Regions from separate parts of the Homo sapiens genome. Here region 1 is linked to region 2. Evidence: read pairs that join two places in POLR2A ChIA-PET (ENCODE). Cell type or tissue: Panc1. All regions are shown on one strand. Each heading gives the region's core, and the rest is flanking DNA. Links, peaks and the distances in the headings are about the cores only. Region 1 holds the start of LOC124903331 (a long non-coding RNA gene). Region 2 overlaps ZFYVE26 (zinc finger FYVE-type containing 26).

Region 1 (10,097 bases), core at 2,078-10,077, 150 kb after region 2:
GGAAGAATATGACCTGTGTTTCAAATTTTGCCTTTCTGAACTATTTAAAATTATGTGTATGTTTTTGCTTTGTATTTTAAAAGTAAAGCTGCTGTCCTCAAGAAACAGGCTAAAAGTGTGTTGCCCATTGGGGGTTTGCCCTGACATCAGTTATAGTTACTTACTTGCCAATCAGCAGATCAAATGTTCGTTCCATGACCTTCTGGATACCAAGTCGATCAATATCTCTCATGGAAAAATACTGGATATCATAGTTCTTTAAAATAAAACTGTGATGAGATATAAAGGGAGGAGTCCTTAGTTTAAAGAGCATTTTTAACAAATATGTATTTGGGGGAGAGGGTGGGTTTGTTGTAGTGACCTGCAATAGACCAAGTTAAGCATCAGCCTTTCAAATAGAACATAATTGGCTAGGACAGGCCCTAAACTTCAGCCAAATGCATCAACTTACTGTTCAGGAGGGTCCACGTCTCTCAGACCAATATACACAATACTTGCAGAAGAGATACAAGGTTTGATCCAGGAAAATCCTGGGAGTTGTGGTACCTATGAAAGGGAGAAATGGACAGGATTAATCAAGAATTCTTGTTCTCACCAAGATCATTATCATGTGCGTCCGTGGGTATGCAATCTGCTTTCTTCTGCCACCCACAGGGTAAGTTTAGAGCAACACAGGACACACTTGATCTGGGAAGGAGAAGTGACACAAGGTGGAAATGTTTCAGAAGGGCAGCTGAGGAACACAGTATTGCTTTCTCAAGACGAATAAAATCTCTAAGGTTGTCTTGGTTTCTCATTAACTTACCTAGTAGCAGGAATACTGCTGATTAGCCCTTTTCTATCCCATTGCACATTACTGACTTGTTTACAGATTGGTTCTTGAAGCATAACCTGGTTGCCATCTCAAGTTGCCAACAGCCGACACAGGACTTCCGCCCAATGAATAATCTTTGTAGTGTCCTGGTTTGACTTGGTCCCTCACTGAGGGGAGGGATATACAGATTCTAGTCTGTGCCTAACATGGACTCCCATATATTCTGAACTGCTCAGGAAAATATTACCCAGAGGTCATGGTTTTATTTGTCTTCTAGATCAGTGTGTCTGAGAGTATGGCCTGGGAGCCTCTAACCAAGAAGTCCTCAGGCTGTGGGTATATCAGTCGCTATTGTTACTACCCCCTCCTTGCTTTCTTACAAAGAACAGAGACTATGTCTAGTCTTTATACCCCTAGCATCTGGCAGACTGCCTGGTCCATAATAGTGATGAACAAATGAAGGAGTGGTAATCCACACTCAACCCACCCTTCACCAAAATCTTAACTGAACTAGACCAACTCCAGCAAAACCCTGCAAGCCATTCACCTTTCTTTTCGTTTTGGCCCACTGACCTTATCCTGTAGTTCTCTGAGGAGAAATGAAACTGGCTGTCCATGGAGATTTCCTGATGAAGTGGTAAGGGGTGTGTTGATGTCAGCATGGGCATCAACCCAGACAACACAAAGGTCTGGGCAGTGTCGGGCATGGCCACTAATGGTACCGATTGCCAGGCTGCAAAGAACAAGTATAATCTTGAAGGCCCTCTGCTTGGCAAACATGACCGATAACAAACGTCCTCAGCCAAAACAACTTATACTCTCTCCACAGTGCAAAGCCAGGGCCTAGATGGAGACTGGGTTTGGGTGAGGCAAGACCTGTAGTTGTAGTTCTCAAAAATTAATCTTGAGTGATAAAGCCCTAGAGATTCGAAGCTGGTGACTTGCTACCCTGCAGTGTGACAGATGTCACTGCTGTCCTGTCCCCAAATCCGTATAATTTTATCCATTAGCCCTGCTCAGAAAAGAACCTCAAATATTTGTTCAATGAATGAAATCAAGTTAAGCCAGACAAGATGGTGTACACCTGTAATCCTGGCTACTCAGAGGACTGAGGTGAGAGGATCACATGAGCCCAGGGGTTCAAGACCAGCCTGGGCAAAATAGTCACACCCTGTCTCCAAAAATGAAAAAAAAAAAAGAAATCTAGGTAAATGGTACAGTCTATAGGTAACGACTCACCAAAATCTGTAAGAAAAGCTCTTGGAGACATTAACAGGGTAAACCATTAAAGACCTAATTTAGACCACTGAGTAAAAAGATGTATTGCATGTTACCTTATATATATTAGCATGGCATTCAATTTTTTTTTTTTTTTTTTAAGACGGAGTCTCGCTCTGTTTCCCAGGCTGGAGTGCAGTGGCGCAATCTCAGCTCACTACAACGTCCGCCTCCTGGGTTCAAGCTATTTTCCTGCCTCAGCCTCCCGAGTAATTGGGATTACAGGCACATGCCACCATGCCTGGCTAATTTTTTGTATTTTTAGTAAAGATGGGGTTTCAACATGTTGGCCAGGCTGGTCTTGAACTCGACCTCAAGTGATCCACCTGGCTCAGCCTCCCAAAGTGCTAGGATTACAGGCGTGAGCCACTATGCCCAGCCTCAAATATAAGATCTTAAAGTGTATTTCTGTTTTTGCCTTTCCTTGTCCTTGGGCTCTGCTTACATTAGCCAACTGTTCTGTCTCAATTCTAAGAATACACCTGATGAAATAAATGTTGGAAAGCTTCCCAGTAACCAAGGAATTTGACATAGATGGGAAATGCAGCTTAAGCATCTTAGGACTGCAACCATCCTTCTTGGTCAATATAGCATGAGACAGCTATTCTAGGTGCCATGTCCCACACTGGTTGGGTCTTTTGAGGAATAGCATGGTCTAGTGAAAAGGCAGTGGATTAAGTCAGAATACTAGAGTTTTAGTCCTGGAAGAGCTGTGTGACTGAAGACAAACCATCTAATTTCTTTAGATTTCAGTTTCCTTTTCTGTGAGATAGGGATAATAATAATACTTGGCCTGTGTAAATCAGAGTTGCTTTGATGATTAAAGTAGTAATATATGTTAAACTACATAAAAGGAGCAGTGACCTAAAAATGGCTCTTCTTGAAAATGTTCAACAGCTATTCAAGTTATGCACTTATCTCTTCCTCTCTAGAATTTCAGATTGCCTAAGCTTTAACATTGAGCTGGTAAGCAGTAACATGGCTGCAATATAGATAGCCACAGGAAAAGAAAACAAGATCTGTGGTAATCACATTGATCAGTGGTCCCCAAACAGTGAGACTTGACCAGAACTCAGAACAGCAGACAGACTTAATAAATTTCCAGAGACTACACTGAGAAAGGAGGCAGGAGACTTGCCCTCTGGTTGATTTAATTGAATGGCCTAGTCATCTCAGTAGGGAACCTGGGTGTGACCGTTTTCTTCAACCTGAGTCTTTTTTTTTTTTTTTTTTTTTTTTTTTTTTACTCCCAAGGAGGAATCTACCTGCTTCTCCAGATGTAACAAAGATTTCATTTCTGTTCAGTGATCTGAAAAGCTTTCTCAGCACCTCAGGGAAAATAATCACCAGAAGAGTCACACTGGATTTGAATCCCAGCTCTATTTCCTGGTTCTAGTCCTTGGATAAGTTATATTTTCTTTCTTATTTATTTATTTTTAAGAGACCTGATCTCACTGTGTTGCCCAGACTGGCCTCAAACTCCTGGGCTCAAGCAATCCTCCCACCTTGGCCTCCTGAGTAGCTGGGCCTGCAGGCATGCACCACTGTGCCCACCTTGGATAAGTTCTTATATATCTGTCCCTACATGCTTCCAGCAGTAAATGATAAAACCATATCTACCACCTAGCATTGTTAGCAGAATTAACTGAGAATATGTATGGAGTGCTCAATACTCCTAGTACTTCAGTGCCTTCTTCCTACTGAAGACCTTCATTGCTTATTTCAAATCACATTCCCTTGTGAAATCTATTTTAGTCCAGACTGATCTCTTCCTCCTTTGAAATTCTGTAGAATTCAATATTTTTGTTTATTCCATGTATATTTATTTCATCTAGGCCTTAATATATCACAAATTTCCTGCAATCTCTAGCACTGCTGAGAAAATATCAGAACAGTGCTCAATAAAGTACATGCTGATTCAGGAGGAGACAGGATCAAAGGACTGATTGCATGAGTCACTAGGGTCCATATTGTGGAGGCAGAAAATGTATCCACAGCTGGGCACAGTGGCTCATGCCTGTAATCCCAGCACTTTGGGAGGCCTTGGCAGAAGGATCGCTTGAGCTCAGGAGTTCGAGACCAGTCTGGGCAACATGGCCAAACCCTGTCTCTACAAGAAATACAAAAATGAGCCAGGCATGGTGGCATGCACCTGTAGTCCCAGCTACTTGGGAGGCTGAGGTAGGAAGATGGCTTGAGCCTAGGAGGCAGAGGTTGCAGTGAGCTGAGATCATGCCACTGTACTCCAGCCTGGGCAACAGAGCCAGACCCTATCTCAAAAAAAAAAAAAAAAAAAAAAAAAAAGAAAATGTAGTAACATGCCAAAGGGGATTTCTAACAGGTCTATTAGCAGAAATGCTAACAAAAACTTGCACATTCAGCCTATCAATGGATCTTTCTAATTCTCCAAAGTCATAAGATAAGTCTCAAGAAAGCTTTCCAGGAGACAAGCATGTTAACACAGTGCCTAGGAACCTTGCCTAGTATACCTCTGAACTTGCTGTGTCTGAATGTACATATTCTTACTGTGCAATGTGTCATACAAAGAAAACCACAGTGCCCCTTGAGCAGCTCAGGATCTTAGACATTTAAATGCTTGCTGTTCATTTTAATATCTACCCTAAAAATTCTGTAGGGTATTTTTCTCCAGATGAAGAAACAGATAAAGAAGCTAAGTTATGAGCCCCAAGCACCATGTAATCCATCCCCTCACCACGCCTGGCTCCCAGCTTACCTGTGGTCTCCTCCCAGTGTGACACAGCTGTAGCCATCTGACACAGCTCTGCTAACCACCTCAGCCAGTTCCTGGTTGGCAAGACCCACTGAGCGTGGATTCACTATCAGGTTGTTGTAGAGATCATCTTTGGGGACTGGAGTAAAACTCAAATCTCCAAAGTCTTTTAGGTGGCAGCCTGGAAGCAAATGAGGGATGACAAGATGAATTTTCTGTGCTATCTCCAACTCTTAACTAGCCTGGGCCACAATGATAATACGTGACAAAGTACACATCATAATCATTTTGTCACAGTAAAATTTAAAATGTCAAATGATTGTGGGAAGATTATCTCGATCCTATTATGAACAGTTTTGCAGATGTTGGAAACTGAAACTAAGAGATATCGATTGACTTAACCCAACAATAAAAAAATGGTTAACCATTAGACCTCAGATATCCTGGAGTGATAGAGTAGAAATAAAATATCAAAAAGAACCAACAATCTTAAAGAAAATTAAGAACCAACAATTTTAAAGGAAATTAAGTACTATTAATTTAGCAAAAAAATACACAAAGAGAGTCTCATTTTTTTAAACTTTCTTTTTGTAGAAATGGGGTCTTGCTATGTTGCCCCAGCTGGTCTCAAACTTCTGACCTCAACTGATCCTCCCGCCTCATCCTCCCAAAGTGCTGGGATTATGGGCATGAGCCACCTGCCTGGCCAAGAAATTCACATATTATAAACTTTTATAAATAGCCAATCTGAAACATCCTAAAAGAAATATCTAATATTTATTGATTATTTACAAGATCCCAGGCATTGTTCTAGCTGCTTAACATAAATTCTTATTTAAGACTCAAAACAGTTGTGTGAGGCAACTAAAATGTGCCTATTTGGTGGATGAGGAAACTGAAGCAAAGAGAAGTAACCGCCCAAGTTACACAGCTATTAAGTGCCAGAATCAGGATCCAAATCTAGGCCATCTGGCTCCAAAGTTTGTACAGGTTGAGTACCCATTATCCAAAGGCTTGGGACCAGAAGTGTTTTAGATTTTTTATTTTTTTCAGATTTTGGAATATTTGCATTATATATATATTGAGATATCTTAGGGATGGAACTCAAGTCTAAACACAAAACTTGTGTTTCATACACACTTTATACACATAGCCTGAAGGTAATTTTATATAATATTTTAAATCATCTTGTGCATGAAACAAAGTTTGTGTGCATTAAACCATCAGAAAACAAAGGTGTCACTATCACAGCCACCCATGTGGACAATATGATTGTTTGGCATCACCATCTTCCTGACTCTGAATTTATATGCTACTGATAGGCAGTTATTTTCTTACTTTTTCACACATAAGTACTTAAAAGCAGAAAATATGACATACCATTAATACAGTGTGTTCAGGGTAACTTGTAATGTCATATTGGTGCTCAAAAAGTTTCAGATTTTGGAACATTTCCGATTTTGGATTTCTGGATTAGGGACGCTCAACCTCTATCCTTTACTATGCAGTTTGTCTCCTAAGGAATTCCTCATGAGTCCAACACTTTAAGAACTAGTGCTATATTCTCACAGCTTTGAATATTTCCCCACCTAAGTTGGATGCTACATTTAGGATGAGGACTAAATAATCTGACTGTATCAAAAAGGGATCTGAACTATCAGAGAACAGAACATTGACATAGATTATATTCTTAGGGTCCTGGTATTGGTGGGAAAGGGGCAGTAACAAGATAAGACGTGGCGTATCTTAATATTTGCAGAGATTTGTGTTAAAGGTTCGGATTAAGAGCAGCATGGACTCATCATGAATTTAAATTATAATTTTGAGCTCTACCTCTTGAACCCAAACTCAATCCAAAGCCAAAATTCTGAAGAAATATAAAAATTTGAGGAGCAGTGACCATAACAAAAAGCCATGAGGCCAACCAAGGAATTGCCACCGCAAGAGATATTGGAAACAAGACAGAAAACTTTGTCCTATTCTTTTTTTCCTCCCCAGCCCTTGTGTCACCCAGACCTATTCTTAAAGGTGAGATACACCTACAGCAAGAATTCTGTATTTATCTTTTGGTCATTACACTTTAAGAAATAGTCATATAAAAGGCCCCAACCTGGAGAAGATCCAGACAACCAGATAAAAAGGTAGCAGAGCAGGGGTAGGAGGAGAAAAATATGACAACAGGCCAAAGACATTGTGAACCAAGATAAAAATGTGAACCAAATAAAACATCTATAAAAATCTTTTATTTTTTTAAAAAAAGACAAAAAGGTTTGAGTAAAGTCATTATGGACTTCACCAAATCTCAAAATATGGAGAGGATACTTTAGACTTAAGAGAATGAAAGCTTTAATTAACCTTCAAGTCAATATCAAGTCTTTCCTCTGTCTGTTGACAACACAATCCTGGACTGCACAGACTTTTTTTTTTTTTTTTTTTTTTTTTGAGACAGGGTCTTGCGCTATCATGCAGGCTGGAGTGCAGTGGCACAATCTCGGCTCACTGCAACCTCCACTTCCTGGATTCAAGCAATTCTCCTACCTCAGCCTCCCAAGTAGCTGGGATTACAGGTGTGCGCCACCACGTCTGGTGAATTTGTTTTTGTATTTTTAGTAGAGACAGGGTTTCGCCATGTTGGCTAGGCTGGTCTCGAACTCCTGACCGCAAGTGATCCACCTGCCTCGGCCTCCCAAAGTGCTGGGATTACAGGCATGAGCCACTGCACCCAGTGTACTGTACAGATCTTGAATGGACAATTCCTGGATGTTTCTACTTTCACCTCCATGTTTATCTCAGCACTCTCCTTAAATCACATCAACCATTAGGTTCTTACTAGATGTAAGACACCAGGGTATGCCTGGTGTTTTATAATATTAGGTGTACAATTATAAAAGATTTATAATCTTTATAAATTTATATTTTGGTAATTGCACTCTAAGGAATAGTCATATAAAAGGCCCCAAACTGGAGTTAAATAATATTAACTAACGTTTCAGAACTATTTGCCAAGCACTTTCATTCAATCCTCATAGGACCAAGAAGAAATACAGGGAAATTAAAGTGCTCAATCCAGTGGATAAGTCACAGAACTTTGGGACTACCCAAGTCCAATCATGCAAACCAGGATGTAGACTCAGATAAACGTGACAGAAAACAGTACTCACTTGTATTAGAAAAAAGCTGCACAAAGCCTAAAAAGGAACCTAAAGAGAATTTGGCAATCTTACAGTAACGTTCCCAGGAAGAGAGACTGAATTTCATAGAAGGATTTCAGTCGCTAATTCAGGCCACCACTCTGCTCTCATTACAGGTGCTAGAAGGGTTACTAACTTCTGTCGGGGGTTCATCAGATTAATTCCCAACCTGGGTAGTGGATTCTGTCCACATTGTCCAACTCCATTTACTCCGATGCCATCTCACCAAACAGCATTCTGGCTATTCAGTTGGTTTCCCACATGCCTTAATATGGGCAAAAGCTTCTAGACAGTGGACACTGGAAGGACTACTGCTTAACATAATTATGCACGGGCATTTTGGTTGATCCAGCATGGTTAGCATGAGTCTGGGTCTGAAAGCCTGATGAGCTATGCACTCAGCAACCTTGTGTTTCTGCATCCACAAAGCTAAGGGCCAGCCTCCTCTAAAGGGATTTATACCTTGAGAGGCCCTGCCTGAGTGGCCTACCTTCCTGCTCCCAACTCTGTTTTTTCTTTTTTCCCCCTAGAATATTCAGGAAGAACGAACTCAACTCTATAATTTGCACAGTTTCAGTGCCAGGTAAGGACTTGGGACAATGAGTCCTAAAGGAGTCAGGGGAAGTTCACTGAGGATCAGGGGCGTCAAAGAAGAACTCCTATGACAAATAGTTTGTACTTGCACTGTTTTGTTTTGAAATTCTCTGTAAAATTGGATAACGTGTATATCAGAGGTCCCAAACCTACTGCCCGGGTTTTACTACTGTATCCTTTCAGACTTTAATCATTTTTTTTCTTTTTTTTTTGGATTATTTGTAGAGACAGGGTCTCACTGTGTTTTCCAGGCTGGTCTCCAACTCCTGGGCTCAAGTAATGCTCCCATCATGGCCTTCTAAAGTGCTAGGATTACAGATGTGAGCCACCATGCCTGGGCTAGTTATAGGCATAATACATAATATTATTTTAAGTAAGGTTATTAGAGTAAATTAACTGTCATAGCAAAATATGTTTGAGCCCAAAATATGGCTCAAACAAGTTTATTTCTTGTTTGTTTAGCATCCAGGGTAGATATTCCAGGTCAGCAGGAGGCTTTCCTTTATGCAGTAATTCAGAGACCTGGCTTGTGGCTCTCATGCCTAGGACTTTGCCATCTGTGTGGCTAAGTCTAGGTCTCCCCAGGTTCAAGGCAGCGGGAGAGGAAGAAAGCATTGAGAAAGCACACCTCCTCTTTTCAAGACTCTGGCCTGAAAGTGGCACATTACTCCTGCTCACTTTTGGCACTGGCCAGCAAATGCAGGTCTAGCTTATGTCCAGAACAGAATGCGAATGGATTTTGGTGGACAGCTAGCAATGTATGCCACCGTGAGTACTTTTTTATTCTACTGCCATAACCTTTAAGAACAAAATATGAAAGTTGCTCTAGGATTACAAATTTATGTTAAACTATTCTAGTTAATTACATAACTGAATCAACAAATACATGATGCCAGCCTGATGTCACCTCTTAAGAGCTTTCTCCTCTAATGCCCACTGTGCCAATAGTATTGGGTACTACCAATACCCAAAGGACTGGTAGAACAGAACCCTAGTTCTAGGATTATCTGAACCCTGGTTCTAGTATGTTGTTGTAGAAAACATGAATTGTAACCCATCTGCTACAGTTTTTTTTTAAGAGGAGTGAGGAGGCTGATGGGAAGTTAACTTTTTGTAACAGCAGGATGAACTGAGTAATATTAAAGTTCTTTTTTTTTTTTTTTTTTTTTTTGAGACAGAGTCTTGCTCTGTCGCTCAGGCTGGAGTGCAATGGCATGATCTCGGCTCACTGCAACCTCCACCTCCCTGGTTCAAGGGGCTCTGCTGCCTCAGCCTCCCCAAGTAGCTGGGATTACAGGCATGCACCACCATGCCCAGCTAATTTTTGTAGTTTTAGTAGAGACGAGGTTTCGCCATGTTGGTCAGGCTGGTCTCGAACTCCTGACCTCAAGTGATCCTCCCACTTCAGCCTCCCAAAGCGCTAGGATTACAGGTGTGAGCCACCATGCCCAGCCTTAAAGCTATTTCTTTATCAGAGTGCTGTGGCAAG
Region 2 (8,000 bases), core at 1-8,000:
GTCTCACTCTGTTGCCCAGGCTGGAGTGCAGTGGTGCAATCTCAGCTCAATGCAACCTCTGCCTCCTGGGTTCAAGCAATTCTTGTGCCTCAGCCTCCTGAGTAGCTGGGATTACAGGTGCGTGCTACCATGCCCGGCTAATGTTTGTATTTTTAGTAGAGACGGGGTTTTGCCATGTTGGCCAGGCTGATCTTGAACTCCTGACCTGAAGTGATCTGCCTGCCTCAGCTTCCCAAAGTGCTGGAATTACAGGCGTGAGTCACCGGGCCCGGCCTCCCTTTTATTTTTAGTTGGCATATAATAATTGTACATATTTAAGGGATACACAGTGATATTTCAATATGTTTATAAAATGTGTAATGACCAAATTGGAGTAATATCTATCACCTCAAACATTTGTCATTTCTTTGTGTTGTGAACATTCAAAATCCTTTCTTCGGCCTGGCACGGTGGCTCACACCTGTAATCCCAGCATTCTGGGAGGCTGAGGCAGATGGATCACTTGAGGTAAGGAGTTCAAGACCAGCCTGGCTAACATAGTAAAACCCTGTCTCTACTAAAAATATGAAAGTTAGCTCGGTGTAGTGGTGGGTGCCCAGCTCGGGAGCCTGAGGCACGAGAATCACTTGAACCTGGGAGGCAGAGGTTGGGGTGAGCTGAGATTGTGCCACTGGACTCTAGCCTGGGTGACAGAGTGAGAATCCATCTCAAAAAAAAAAAAAATCCTTTCTTCTAGCTTTTTGAGAATATATAATAGATTATAGTTAACCATATTCATCCTGCAGTGCTACAGAACAGCAGAACTGATCCCTCCATCCAGCTCTGATTTTATATTCATTAATCACCCTCTCCCCATCCTTCTCTCCCTCCTATTATTTATAGTTCTGCAAGCTGTATGTGATTGCCTGTTTGCACATACTCTCATCAGTCAATAGTATTAGATTTTTTAAAACCTTCACCAATATATTTAATAGTGATGTTTCATTGCTTCAGTAGTATTTTTTTTAGTTTGAGATTGAATATCTTTTCACATATTTATTGACTGTTTATATTTTTCTGTAAACTGCCTAATGTCTAAGGTCCATTTTTCTCTTAGGAATCTCTTTTATCTTCAATTTTAGAAAGCTCTTTATACATTACAGAAAATATTTTCTCATCATGTGCTATTATTTTTTTCTCTATTTTGCCTTTTGATTCCACTTATAGGCTTTTCTTAGAGAAGTTAATATAGGCGCATTATGCAGGAGTATTAAATTTTTAGAGAATCAAGTTTTCATTATGGCTTTTGGTGTTGATCTTTTAAAAATTAAAAGGAATTCATGAGGATTTCCCATGGGCTAAACAATACTAGGTATCTTGAGGGAGGTAAATGAGGCACAAGCTAGGCTTTTGACTTCGAACAATTTGTAATGTACCTGCTTAGATAGTATACATGGAAAGTTTAAAGTGACCTGCGACCCTGCCTGAAAACAGAAGAAATGTCTTAAAAGAGGATATCAGCATGACCTGCAGATGTCAGGGCAACAGATTTCATGAAGGAGTTGACTCTTGAACCAAGCTCCAGAGAATGAGTAGGCTCTAGCTAAGTGGCAACATGAAAGGTGAGCATACTGGGTGGGGCGGAGGATGCCGTGAGAGAAAGCTTCAAGGTTGCGTTGCTAAGTCCCTTAAGCTGCTACATTAATTGTTTTGGGTCAGAAGGCAGAGTTTGCATCCACTTGACCCATTCAGCACAAGAATGCACAACCCATCATCTCTTCTACGGCTGTTCCTTCTAAAGGGCTTCCAAACAGTGAACTGAGGTGCCTCCCTTGCATGAGGCTGAGACAGCCCCTCGAATGACCAGGCTAAGGAATAGCGAGCCTCTGTTAGAAAGCTCTAACATGTTAGGAAGCCTGGTGTTGAGAAGAGAGAAGCTTTTTCTCTGAGACTTTGAATATCATGGTCTTTGGCCAGCCAGGTCTTAGACTTTGGTTCCCTACATTTTTTTTAATACAGATAGGGTCTTGCTCTGTCACCCAGGCTGAAGTGCAGTGGCACAATCATAGCTCACTGTAACCTTGAACTCCTGGGCTCAAACAATCCTTCCTGCCGCAACCTCCTGGGTAGCTGGGACTACAGGTGCATGCCACCTTGCCCAACTAATTTGTTTTTAATTTTTTGTGTAGACGGGGTCTTGCAGTGTTGCCCAGGCTGGTCTCAAACTCCTGGCCTCAAGCTATCCTGCTACAACGGCCTCCCAACGTGCTGGGATTACAGGTGTAAGCCACTGCACCCAGCCAGTTGTCTGCCTTTTCAAGTATGAAGATACCTTTTTCTATGTCAGGAAATACTGTGTCCCTACCACTCCCTGGTCATAACAGTTGTGCTTTTATTTTTTCAGAATACTGCCAGTGCTTACTGAGCAGGTGCTGATCACTGACCCCTAAAAATAACTTGAAAGTTCTTGGGGCTCTGAGACCCACAGGTTGGGAACCACTGGTATAGGCTATTACCCAGGTGAACTCTGTTGCCATATTCAGCCCACCCTTTGCCTTTGGTCTATAGGAGCTTGTGTTTTGCTGTAGAAGGAGCAGCAGGTGTCATAGTTATTCATTATCCTCTGTCTCTAACTACACAGATCTTGGCTGTCAAGCCAACTTCACACTTCCTACTCTATAAGGAGCTGATAATTGACTTTCTCTCTTCTTCCCAATACCTGTAGATGGCCGAGACAGAGGTTCAAACCCATCCCTGGAAAGTACAAGTAGTGAGCTGAGCACAAGTACGTCAGGTATGCAGATTTCCACCAGTTGCCAACTTTGAGCAGCTTTGCCCTGATATAGAGTTGCCATACACCATGGTGTAAAGCCAGGATTGAGCAGTCAAGGTTGTTATTCAAGGTTGGCAGATGGCCAGATTTTAGCTGGGAGAAGGGAAAGGACTGTTTCATTCTCAATTTAGTTATCCAGCAACAGAGAGAAATAGAGGTAAATACCCAAAGAAGGTAGTTGGCACTTAGCATCTTCTATTCAAAGATGGTAGCATAGGTTTGCCCTTCATTTGAGGAAAAATTAAGACCTATTTACAGGCCTTTTACAGAAGGACATTGAGGAGATAAAAGTTTGGTGGGAGGTGGCAGCAATATAGCATTTCCTTAATTCCTCTTGCTTCTCTGGCCCCACACATTCTTGTGTCCCAACAGAGGGAAGTCTGAGTGCCATGTCTGGCCGGAATGAGCTGCACAGTAGATTGCACCCCCATCCTCAAAGTTCACTCATCCCCATGATGTTCTCCCCACCTGAGTCACTGCTGGCATCCTGCATCCTTCGCGGGAACTTCGCAGAAGCCCATCAGGTGAGGGGAGGCCATACCTTTTCAGCCCCTGAATGACTTAGCATCAGGTAAGGCTCGGAGCATGTACAACCAGAGCCACCTGGGAGCACTCAGGGGTCCACATCAAGCAGAAGAAGCAGAAGCAAGAGGGGGTTTCCATGTGCCCAGGCCCAGTCTTCAGCAGGGTGGATTGAAAGATAGTGAATTGTTTGTGGTTCTTAACATAAGCAGTGTTTTTAAAAGGTGAAAGAAAATATTCAGCCACACTCCCACCACTTAAAAGCATGGAAACTTTTGTTTCTCTCCTTGACTCCTTCTCTGAACATATACATGGGTTTTTGTTTGTTTGCTTGTTTGTTTGTTTGTTTGTTTGAGACAGAGTCTTGCTCTGTTGCCCAGGCTGGAGTGCTGTGGCACGATTTCTGCTCACTGCACCCTCCACCTCCCAGGTTCAAACGATTCTCCTGCCTAAGCCTCCCAAGCAGCTGGGATTACAGGTGCCCACCACACCAGGCTAATTTTTGTATTTTTAGTAGAGACAGGGTTTTGCCATGTTGGCCAGGCTGGTCTCGAACTCCTGACCTCAAGTGATCTACCTGCCTCAGCCTCCCAAAATGCTGGGATTACAGGCATGAGCCACCACACCCAGCCCATGTTTTTATCTAGTTAAAAATTATAATACAATTTCCTTTTCTTTTTTTTTTTTTTTTTTTTTGAGACAGATTTGCTTTTGTCACCCAGGCTGCTGGAGTGCAGTGGCGCGATCCCAGCTCACTGCAACCTCCACCTCCCATGTTCAACCGATTCTCCTGCCTCAGCCTCCCGAGTAGTTAGGATTACAGGCATGCACCACCATATCTGGCTAATTTTTGTATTTTTAGTAGAGATGAGGTTTTGCGATGTTTGTCAGGCTGGTCTCAAACTCCTGACCTCAGGAGATCCACCCGCCTCGGCATCCCAAAATGCTGGGATTACAGGCATGAGCCATTGCGCCCAGTCTCAATTATAAATAGAATGCCAGTTCAATATACAAGAAGTATGGAGAGCTAGCAGACTAGAATATTTGTATTGTAGAGAGAAAATAGCACTGGAATGGTAATCAGAAAGACTGAACCTCTCTGAGCTTTGGTTTCCTCATTTGAAAATTGGAGTTAAATGTAATACCTGGTTTTTCTACCTCATAGGAATGTTAAGAGGATTATGTTCTAGCCGTGAGAAATATAAAAATCCTCTACTATTGATTAAACTTAATAACAAGTTATTAAACTTAATAACATAAAATAGTACTCTTCTAATTTTTAAAACCCTCTTGGCATATTAATGATACTTTTACTGGTAGTAAAGTATTTGGTAGTTTATCTACGTAACATGTAGGTCAGAATTGTTCTTTCATGTGAGTTCAGTTTTTGAGGAATAAATCTAGGGAACTCTAGGTAACAGGACAATTTTTACTTAACCTTCTCTGATCATTTTAGATCTTATACTTTAATGATAATTATAATTATGATCCTTGGAGGAGGATAGGACCCTCCCCAGCCCCAGCCTTTCTTTTTCTTTTTTTTTTTTTTTGAAGCAGAGTCTCACTTTCTCACCCAGGCTGGAGTGCAGTGGCTCGATCTCGGCTCACTGCAGTCTTTGCCTCCTGGGATCAAGCGATTCTCCTGCCTCAGCCTCCTGAGTAGCTGGGACTACAGGTGCACACCACCACTCCTGGCTAATTTTTATATTTTTAATAGAGACGGGGTTTCACCATGTTGGCCAGGCTGGTTTTGAACTCCTGACCTCAAATGATCCACCCTCCTTGGCCTCCTGAAGTGCTGGGATTACAGGCACGAGCCACCACGCCAGCCCCTCCCCAGCCTTTCTAATACTCAAATCCAGAGGAATTTAGCTAGGAGTCCCATGATATTTTACCCCTAAATGTCCTCCACTTCTCCTCCTTTTCTTGAGCCGTGGTCTTTTTTTTTTTTTTCAATAAAAACTTTTATTTTTTGACCTGGATACAGACAGAATAAGTTGTACATATACGACAATATCAGAAAGTATTAACAAGAAAATAAAATTACTTTTAACCCTATAGTATGGAACAACCAATATTAAAAATTTATTTTTTTGGCCAATATTTCTCCAAAATATGTATGACTTTTATATAGCTGAGATTATTTCAAATCTAAAACTTTATATCATGCATTTTTACATTTTAATATTAGCATTTGTCTTTTAACCTTGATTTTAGTGACCTTACAATAGTCTGATCAAGTAGCTGCATTTAACCATTTTCCTGTTGCTCAAGATTTAGATTATTTTTAACCTTGTAATAGTTGTAATATATAGTGCCAAGGTGATTACGTTTAGGCATTAAGCCTTTTGAATTATTTTTTTAAGAAAGTTCCTCATAAAAACTACTGAGTCAAAAGATGTAAACATTTTTAAAGCTTTATGGATTGCCAAATTGCTTTTCAAAAAAGTTGTGACACTTAATGTTACACCATCTCCTGAGGATTTATTTTTGTGCTTTGTTATTGTGATAGATGCAAAATGTTATTGTTACTTAAATTCCTAGATTACTGACAAGGGAAAAAATATTTTCTCATTTATATATTAGTCATATATATTTCCTCTGAAATTGTCCACATCTTTTGCCTATTTTCTACTGAGGCTTTGGTGGTTTTCTTACTTTTATGAATTATTTTTTATAGTTGACCTGCTCTTCTAACATTCAGTGCTCTTCTGACCCTACAAAGCACAAAGACATCTTAGGGCCACAGTCTAATGGTTGGCAAGATCTCCTATCCATGGACATTCCCTAAATCAGTGGGACCACCAGGGCCCACACACTCCCTCTCCTATGACAGGTGCTGTTCACGTTCAACCTGAAGTCCTCACCCAGTTCAGGGGAACTGATGTTCATGGAGCGCTACCAGGAAGTGATCCAAGAACTGGCCCAAGTAGAGCACAAGATTGAAAACCAGAACTCAGATGCGGGTAGCAGCACCATTCGGAGAACTGGCAGTGGCCGCTCAACTCTACAGGCCATTGGCAGCGCTGCAGCAGCAGGTCAGGCTTCCCTGCTAACACCATAAGTGGTGAGGTGGCTGGGAGAGGGGGTAAAAGGGGAGAAACCACTAAAATCCTAGGCTCCTCATGAGGGTGAGCAGAAATTAAATACAGGACACCTGCCTTGAAAAACAGCAAACCTGATACGTCCAGTTTTCCAGCTGTGCCCATCCTCCTTGCCCAGGCTGTTCAGATACCACCACTCAACCTACTGCATAAAGCTTATCCTGTGTGATTTAAATGAAGCCTGTGAATGCTGTTTTTAACCTGTGTTTTGATGGCCACTGTCTCTGGCTTCAGGAAATGGTTAGGAGTTTATTTCCTTCCCATGTAATTACTCAGGGATAAAGCATATTGTTTTACTGTTCTATAAAGTGCAGTTGGGTATTAAAATTTAAGGCCTAGAATTCACAGGTCTCAGTTTCCCAACCTTGGATGCACTGCAAAAGAGCCCATCCTTTCATTACTTCTTGAAGTTGGAATCTTGTTCCACATTTTCACAACTCTTACTGGCCTAGGCCCTACATACCATGGTACCATCACATATTGCTTCCTATATATTATCCCAGAAATTTTCTATGCCTATTCACAAGAACATACACACATCCTTTCTGTTTTTAATATAAATAGGTTCTTAGGACAATACTATAGTCTACCTTGCTTTTTAGTGATGCGTTCTAGAGATCTTTTCTGATTAGCACACACAGATCTACGTCATTCTTTCTGAACCTACTTTGAGATTCCGTTTGGAAAAAGCCCTCCCTCATCTGGACCACTCTGAGTCTCTTGGTCTTCCTTTCATGCCACTGTTTTGAAGCTATAAGAGTGGGCCATAATGATAGTGCTAATATACATGAAAGATACCCTGTGCAGATGAACCTCAAACATTTTGAAAGTAACTACTTTACCTAATAAAAGTTGTAGTAAGAATCCTTTTAACCCTTTGCTTTTTATTCCTCTGCTGGGCGGCCAGGAATGGTGTTTTACTCTATCTCTGACGTGACTGACAAGCTGCTCAACACCTCTGGAGACCCCATCCCCATGCTCCAGGAGGACTTTTGGATAAGCACGGCTCTAGTGGAGCCCACTGCTCCCCTGAGAGAGGTTCTGGAAGACCTCAGTCCCCCTGCCATGGCTGCATTTGACCTAGCTTGCTCTCAGTGCCAGCTCTGGAAAACCTGCAAGCAGCTTTTGGAGACAGCCGAACGGCGTTTGAATAGTAGCCTTGAAAGGCGGGGTGAGTGTGCTGTGTTAGCTGTATCCCTTCATTCTCAAATGAGATGGGTTTCTGAGAGTCTTGATAAATTGTCCAGGAAGAAAGCAGTTATTGGAGGAGGCAGATGGTGAATGGATTATGAAATTTTGTCACATACAATCTGATGGCATAAATACAGTCTGTTGAGAGACAAAATAGACATAGCAATTTGGGGAAATTCTTTATTGAATTATAGGTGAATTCAAAGAAGAAATATACATTTTAAAATGGTATCAATGGAATTCGAGCCTTAAGACTCCATGCCTTTCTCCTTGGTGAACTTCACTTAACCTAAAACCTGAGACCATCTTGAATTTGTAAGCCAGGTGTAAGGGAAAACTTAATGAGTCACAGTTGGAGGGATGATCATACC

Evidence for each region. Peaks named below come from ENCODE experiments on the same cell type or tissue, not always from the same donor. Only the 100,000 strongest peaks of a DNase experiment are listed, where the experiment ranks them.
Region 1: POLR2A ChIA-PET joins it to region 2 with 18 read pairs; 2 of 35 experiments call an interaction of 5 or more read pairs at or near these places.

Annotation. Positions count from the first base shown.
Region 1 is chr14:67,637,093-67,647,189 of GRCh38, reverse strand. It overlaps ARG2 (arginase 2), which reads right to left. Exons shown (of 8, transcript NM_001172.4): 3 at 4,827-5,004; 4 at 1,388-1,547; 5 at 452-546; 6 at 165-269. LOC124903331 (a long non-coding RNA gene) reads left to right here and starts at 7,477. Exons shown (of 2, transcript XR_007064218.1): 1 at 7,477-8,597. VTI1B (vesicle transport through interaction with t-SNAREs 1B) reads left to right here. Exons shown (of 6, transcript NM_006370.3): 6 at 1-105. It also overlaps a transcript of GPHN not described here. In Panc1, for the core only: no CTCF peak of the experiment used is centred there; no DNase peak of the experiment used is centred there.
Region 2 is chr14:67,788,944-67,796,943 of GRCh38, reverse strand. It overlaps ZFYVE26 (zinc finger FYVE-type containing 26), which reads left to right. Exons shown (of 42, transcript NM_015346.4): 13 at 2,705-2,773; 14 at 3,185-3,336; 15 at 6,171-6,372; 16 at 7,346-7,609. Among named protein-coding and RNA genes, the nearest start is that of ZFYVE26, 24 kb to the left of the region's middle. In Panc1, for the core only: no CTCF peak of the experiment used is centred there; no DNase peak of the experiment used is centred there.